Linked DNA regions of Homo sapiens: region 2 is linked to region 1. Evidence: chromatin contacts called from ENCODE Hi-C or POLR2A ChIA-PET data. All regions are on one chromosome and are shown on one strand. The core of a region is the stretch at or near the end of the contact, and the rest is flanking DNA. Distances in the headings are between cores, read along the strand shown. Region 1 holds the start of BBX (BBX high mobility group box domain containing). Region 2 holds the start of NECTIN3 (nectin cell adhesion molecule 3).

Region 1 (3,381 bases), core at 668-3,167:
CCCGCCTCCATCTCACAAAGTGCTGGGATTACAGATGTGAGCCACCGCGCCCACCCCTAATACAAACTTTGATATTATCTGTTTAAAATGCTGTGATTGGCTGGGCGCTGTGGCTCATGCCTGTAATCTCAACACTTTGGGAGGCCGAGGCAGGTGGACCACCTGAGGTCAGGAGTTCGAGACCAGCCTGACTAACATGGTGAAACTCTGTCTCTACAAAAATACAAAAATTAGCCAGGCATGATGGCAGGTGCCTGTAGTCCCAGCTTACTCGGGAGGCTGAGGTGGGAGAATCTCTTGAACCCGGGAGGCGGAGGTTGCAGTGAGCTGAGATCACGCCATTGAACTCCAGCCTGGGCTACAGGGTTAGACTCCATCTCAAAAATAAAATAAAATAAAATGCTGTGATTTTTTATATACTTTTCCTTTTAAAAATGATTTTTCTAAAAAAATAAACATCACATTTCTAAATACCACTTTGTTTTCTGAACTTTTTAAACTTTTCTGATTTTGTTTCTCTTTCTCCCTCTTACACAGGAGTGCTCACATGCACACATACACTCTTTTAACAACTTTATGGATGCGAGAGAAAAACCTTAAGACAGCATCAAGGAAATAAAAGGGGAACTGAAATAAGTTGCCCTAGTTGGGTTTTCTTTAAGTTTTAAAGCTACTTACCTAGGCCATAAAATCGTAGTGTTTATGTAATCTCCAAAATGTTTGTATTTGAGAATAATTCACCAACTCTTAAAACGGAAGGAACCCTAAGAAAACATCTAGGCCTAAGATAATGCCTGACACATAGTAGATGCTGAATAAACATTTAATTGAGGGAATCTGGAAAAGCTTCTTATTTTAATCTTAAAAATCAAAACCAAGTCTGAGCATTGGAGAGGTTAAGTAACTTGCTCAAGATTGCTCAGCTGGTTAAAGAGTTTAATCTACAATTTATTCCTTCTAATTTCCAGCTTTGACTTCTTTCCACCAACCTGTTGACTTATGTGTATTGAACTGTCTCATATAATCTTCTGAAGTTGCATTGTTGAAAAACAATCAGAAAGACCAGTCCTGAGGTTCATCATCTCCAAAAGTCATGCAACATATGATGTTCACATGAGATGTGAAATATGTAAAGAGTCATATATTTTTATATATAATATGCAAAATATAAATCATGTATATATTGAATCAAAGGTCTGTTTTGAAGGCTAAGGGTCAATAGCCAATCTTCCATGACTTATTTTACCTAACAGCACAGTTTGCATGTCCACACAGGTGATGGCAGTCCACTGACCAGTTAAAAGTTGTTTGGCTATTTCAGCAAAATGTTTATCTTTGTGTGTTGTTATATTGATTTTTTTGAATCTACCTACGAATGAGGCACTAACAACCTCAATGCATTAGAGTCCTGATAAACTTATCTTGCACTATTTTGGCCTATGTGATAGCTAACCCATTGACAAAAGAAATCCAAGGTGATAAAAGCCTTTCTTGGCCACTTGTTAGCCGGGTCAGGCTGTAAAATCGTAACACAATGCAGGCCTCTTCCATGGGGCACCAAAAGGCAGCGATGAAAAACCCCCCTCACTTCCATATCCAGTGGAGTTGTAGTTTATTACCATAACCCTCCCAAGTCAAAAGGACACCAGTTTCAAGCCTTGCAACTTGGTGCAGACAGGGGTTTTCCCCTTTACCCCACTCTGCTGGGCCTCTTTACCTGTCCTCTCCTACTGTCTACAGGTCCCGAACATTAGAAAATAGAAAATGTGATGATCTTTGTGTGTCTCTGTAAAATGTGTGTATGTGTGCGTGTGTTTGGGTGTAACGGGCCTCTTGTTTGGCTGCGCGGCCTGTCCGTCACTGCGCGGGCCAATGGCAGGCTGCCTTATATAAAATGAGTGTTTTCAGTCTCTCCGGGTTGCATGTACTGTATGTGGAGCAGTGTACAGTGAAGCGGAGGCAGAGCGGCTCCGCGAGCTTCTCTCCACTTTCCCATAGAGAAACCCTGACTGGCCGCTGAGGGCTAGCTACACACACGCCCTCACGCCCGGCGAGCCCGCGAGGTAGGCGCCCCCCATCCCCAGCCCTCCCTGGGCGCACTCCCCTCACTTTCTGTTTTCCTACTCACTTGCGAGCCGCCGGGCTGCAGCCCCAAGGACTCCGCGGCAGGAGCAGCGGCGGCGGCGGCGGCGGCGGCGGCGGCAGCCGGTAGGGTGGACTTGAGGAAGACGGAGGGAACCCCGCGCGTCCGGAGCCGCCGCCAGCCGGCCCGCTCCCTGGGCACTTTCCCCCTCCGCCAAAACTTTGGGTCGGGAGAGGTCGGGGGCGAGGGTCGCGGCGGCCGCGCCGGCTGGGGCCGGGGGGCGGGGGGCGCTGAGGCAGTGCCCTGCGAGCGGGAGGCTGGGGGCCGGGCTGGGGAGTAGTAGGCCAGCCGGTGCCAGGCTGCGTTTGCAACCAGCACCTCTCGGCACACAGGCAGCGCCGCCTGAGAGGGGCACGGGCGCCGGGGCGCGGGCTGGAGCGGCCCCAGGAAAACAACAACAGAGCCCTCACGCCGGCGGGCGGCTCGTGGCCGCCCGGGGAGCCCCAAACTTCATCTCGGCGAAAGTACGTGGAGCCCTGCCTGGTCTCGGCTGCCGGGGAGGTGGGGCCTGGGGAGCAGGGGCAGTGGAGGAAGGTACGAGGAGCCAGCCTTCGGTGGATTTATTGAACGTTTCGTCTGCGTTGGTGACCGGGAACAGCAGCCCAGTTGCTCGTTCATCTGGAGAGTTGGGATTTGGGTGTTCCGGCCCCGCAGATCAGTGCCCTCTCACCCCCCACCCCTACCCAAATGCGCGGCGAGTAGAGAAAGTGCTGTTTTAGTGCCAGAGTAGCCTGGAGGAAGAATAGGGGGAGAGGGGGAAGAGGGCGAGGGAGAAGGGGAGAGAGAAGAGGGAGGGAAGGGGGGGGAGAGAGGGAGACAGAGAGAGAGGGAGAGAGAGAACGGGAGGGAAGAGAGGAGGGGGAAGAGGAGGAGGGAGGCTGTGTCAGGATTTTGCTTGAATGTGGGATTATGTTGTGTCAATAAGTTTAAGGTGGAGAGAGCGAGGCTGAGGGTGGTGGTGGAGGGGAGGAGGAAGGCCTTGGCCGTTTAAAGTCTTATTTCTGAAGGTAAGTTACGGCTTTGCCTGGTCGCGATGACAGAAAACTTGCAGATCCTTTATCCGGGGATGGGGTCGATGCCTCTAGAAAGAGCTCCCTAGCCCTCTTAAGCCACACTCGTGTTACACTGTTATTTGCTGCGATCCGGGTCGCTAGTAAATTACAGAAATCAGACTCGAGGTTTCTTTTCCTCCTCCACCTCGTCTCGCTCACTCACCCTCTGAAATTTATTATCATATT
Region 2 (3,210 bases), core at 226-2,725, 3.5 Mb after region 1:
CTTGTAATCCAGCGGGCGGAAGGTGGGAAGACCCTATTGACTGAAAGCCGAGGACAGCGTGGTCTTGGCCGCAAGCATGCATTAGTTTAGCTGCGACAGGCTAACTTCTGGGCGGCTGATCCTTGTTCAGCTTTCCTGTTACTGGAACACATTTATGGCTATCTCGTGGAGATGACAGGACCTACATAAAATTAATAGTGTCAGGCCTGAGGACTGGTGTCCTCTGCCTTCAATTCACCCCCTACGCTGGACAGTCCAAATTGTCCACCCTCCTACTCCCCCCGCGGAACCAATGTGGCAGTGGCTCCAAGGTCAAGCTGCCGGTACTGTGCGAGGCGGGAGGATGGAGAGGGCAGGGCGGAGAGCCACCTGGGATGAGCGAGGGTCATGGTGGACCACAGACGCTCTTCTTATACGGGCAAATGTTTAATACTTCCCGAGGTCGCCTCTCTGCCATCAAACGAAAACAGGCAAGAAAATAAAACTACACATACGAACATGCAAAGGAAACAAAACCAAAGAAAAACACCAACGCACTCGTTGGGGGAAATCCATGGCCTCCTGTTGCCAGTCGCCCGGCGCGGAAAGTGGACAGCCCAGCGGCCAGTGAGAAGCAAGAGCAAGAAAGCAAACCTTCTGAAGACCCCTCTCCTCGCCCAGCTCCGCCGACCATTCTACCAAGCTGCCCTCCCAGAAAAAAGAGCAGGAAAAATGCCTGTGCAAACGTGCCTTGGCGAGCGGGGAATAAGTGGGCTGGGAAGAAGGGAAGGATTCGGAGAGCACAGCTGTCCCGGGGAACAGGAAGGAGGAGAAAGTCTCTCCCTCCCTTCAGTGCCCCGCGCCCCAGCGAGGAGGAAGATTACTAGTCCAGCAGGCTGCGTCCAGCTTCCTACACAGGAACCTTTAGCATGGGCAACGGAAGGGCAGCCCCCTCCTGCCTTCCCCTCCCCACCCCACCCCCTCGTCCCAGGTCCCCGCCACAGGGAGAGCGCCGCCCGGGAGAGGAGAAGGCCGAGCGTGATTGTCCCGCAGCCCTCGCCTCAGTCGGCGCCGGGGCCCCCGTGGACCCGCGAGGGGTGGAGTGGGCGAGACCATTGGAAAGGCAGGGAAGGGGGGAAACCAGGCAGGAACGAGGGGCGGGGCCGACTAACCTATTCCAGATTTTCCTGTCCCTTTTAAATCTCTGCTGTGGGAGAAACCCCGTTATCAAAGTGGATGAAAAGAATATTTTTTTTTGAAAGGGGAGGAGCATGTGTAGGAGGGCGGGGTGGGAGGAGACAGGGCTTGCGCCCGGGGATCAGACGGGAGGTGGAGTTGCGCGGGGAGGGCGGGCGAGTCGGGCGCCCGCTCTGAGAGTCGGTTTCTTTTCCCCCTCTTGCGTGGGGCGGGGTGGTGCGTTCCGAGTTCCCAGGAGTTCGACGCGGGCGGGTGCCGAGGGGAGGGGAGTGGCGGCGGCGGCGGGCGGCTCCCGCTTCAGCCTCGGCAGTGGCGTCGGCGACGGCGGTGTCGAGGCAGCCGCCAGCGTTCGGCCAAGTGTCAGCCGGCAGCGACGGCGCTAGAGCTGGGAGCTGGGGACGCGCGCGCCGGACCTTCCACAGCCTCCGCCCAGAGCCTGAGGCGCCGGGGCCGGGGGAGCCGGGGGGCGGGCGGGCGAGCGGGCCGGGGGGAGGGTGGGGGATGGCGCGGACCCTGCGGCCGTCCCCGCTGTGTCCTGGAGGCGGCAAAGCACAACTTTCCTCCGCTTCTCTCCTCGGAGCCGGGCTCCTGCTGCAGCCCCCGACGCCACCTCCGCTGCTGCTGCTGCTCTTCCCGCTGCTGCTCTTCTCCAGGCTCTGTGGTAGGTGAACCTCGGCGGCCGGCGTGGGCTGAGGGAGCCGCCACTGAGGGTGCGGGCGCCGCGGCCGGCTCTGCCAGCCGTTCTCTGGAGCAGCGAGGCGGTTGGTTGTGCGAGCGAGTGCCGAGGACTTTGGCTGGAAACTTTTCGCCGCGCCCGGGGCGAGGCCCTGGAAGGGCCAGGCCAGCGAATGCTGAGCCGGCGGCCCGCTGCCCTCCCCCGCGGCCGCGCGGGTCGCCGTGCGGATGGCCGAGGGTTGGCGATGGTGCTTCGTGCGCCGAACTCCGGGTTTGCTCCGGGGACCGTTACTTCCTCGCTCATTCTCTGGGAACCCTCGTAGGTTAAGGTGCCGGGATGCACGTTTGCCGCTTTTTTTCCCGGTGAAACTTGAGCTGTGAGCCCAGAAACCCTAGGGACCGGAGCCCGATGGAATGAAGCCTCCGGGTCCACTTCTCATGGCCTTCCACCCTGGAGAAGGCACCATTTTAGCCCACCCAGCCGCAGAATCCCCTACAGCTAGTTTTCTTCTGTCTTGTGCCCACTCCCCCGGCTCTGCCCTGACAGCTTCTGGAGCTCTCTAGATTGACCCTCGTCCCTGCCCTCCAGCTTGTGGGACGTCTCTCACACTGCCCGTGCTTATTTTACCAAACCGCAGGAACAAGATTTACGTGTTAAATACCTGATTTCATGGACTGTGTGCCCCGGCTGTTCTAACCAAAACAGTCACGCGCCTGTTTCCCATCTCTTGACCCTCGTGTTATGTTACTGTTTTCCTGTCATATTTGGGAGTTAGTCTCTGAGTTTTCTTCCCAGGTATGCCAGACTAGAAGCCTGCTTATTAAGGACTGTGCTAAAAAAAAAAAAAAAAAAAAAGTCTGCCTCATGCAAGAGAAATGGACTTAAGTGGTAATTAATGGGAGGCAGCGATTTGGGAAAATAAGGACACCAGTCTTTGGTGGGAGGAGGAGTATCAGAACACTGCGAGTAGTTATTTATTTGAGGGCTCTTGGTAAGAAAAGTAGAGGGGCAGAACTTAAGCTTGGTCAAAGATTGGTTTTCAGTATTTCATAAAACCGTAAACTGAAGTTTTACTAGTATTTATTAAAAGGAGAGATGTGTGCACATTTCTTGAATAGTGTGATTTAGAAGGAGGAGAATCCTGTTACATGGTAGGTGAGTCAGGGTAGTTGGTTATGAGGGAAGCAAAGTTTGCATGATGGGATTGAGTGTCTCTTCTGGGCTGAGAATTTCCACTGACAGTTTACCACCACGTTTCCAGCACTGTAATGAAATCTGATTTACACAGAGTATAGTATGGTAAATGGAATGTTATTAATTGTACGCTGTTTCTGTATGCCGACTCCGCAGATACTTGG

Evidence for each region. A loop is a pair of places that touch in the nucleus more often than their neighbours do. ChIA-PET counts read pairs that join two places held with the same protein, here RNA polymerase II (POLR2A). Pooled maps may share reads with other maps.
Region 2: a loop to region 1 is called in a map of CD8-positive, alpha-beta T cell, with 7 times the contacts of the local background. The contact joins the promoter of NECTIN3 here to the promoter of BBX in region 1. A Hi-C loop is called at or near these places in 2 of 168 maps with a recorded cell type or tissue (CD8-positive, alpha-beta T cell and naive thymus-derived CD4-positive, alpha-beta T cell) and 5 of 50 pooled maps. POLR2A ChIA-PET finds 5 or more read pairs at or near these places in 1 of 52 experiments (HEK293).

What each region holds. Positions count from the first base shown.
Region 1 is chr3:107,521,045-107,524,425 of GRCh38, forward strand. It overlaps BBX (BBX high mobility group box domain containing), which reads left to right and starts at 1,918. Exons shown (of 18, transcript NM_001142568.3): 1 at 1,918-2,063. RefSeq lists an enhancer at 1,535-1,584 and silencers at 1,985-2,294, 2,325-2,414, 2,525-2,594.
Region 2 is chr3:111,070,341-111,073,550 of GRCh38, forward strand. It overlaps NECTIN3 (nectin cell adhesion molecule 3), which reads left to right and starts at 1,476. Exons shown (of 6, transcript NM_015480.3): 1 at 1,476-1,837. The coding sequence starts at 1,678. It overlaps LOC151760 (putative uncharacterized protein LOC151760), which reads right to left and starts at 1,426. Exons shown (of 4, transcript XR_007096272.1): 1 at 1,152-1,426. RefSeq lists a silencer at 1,204-1,303.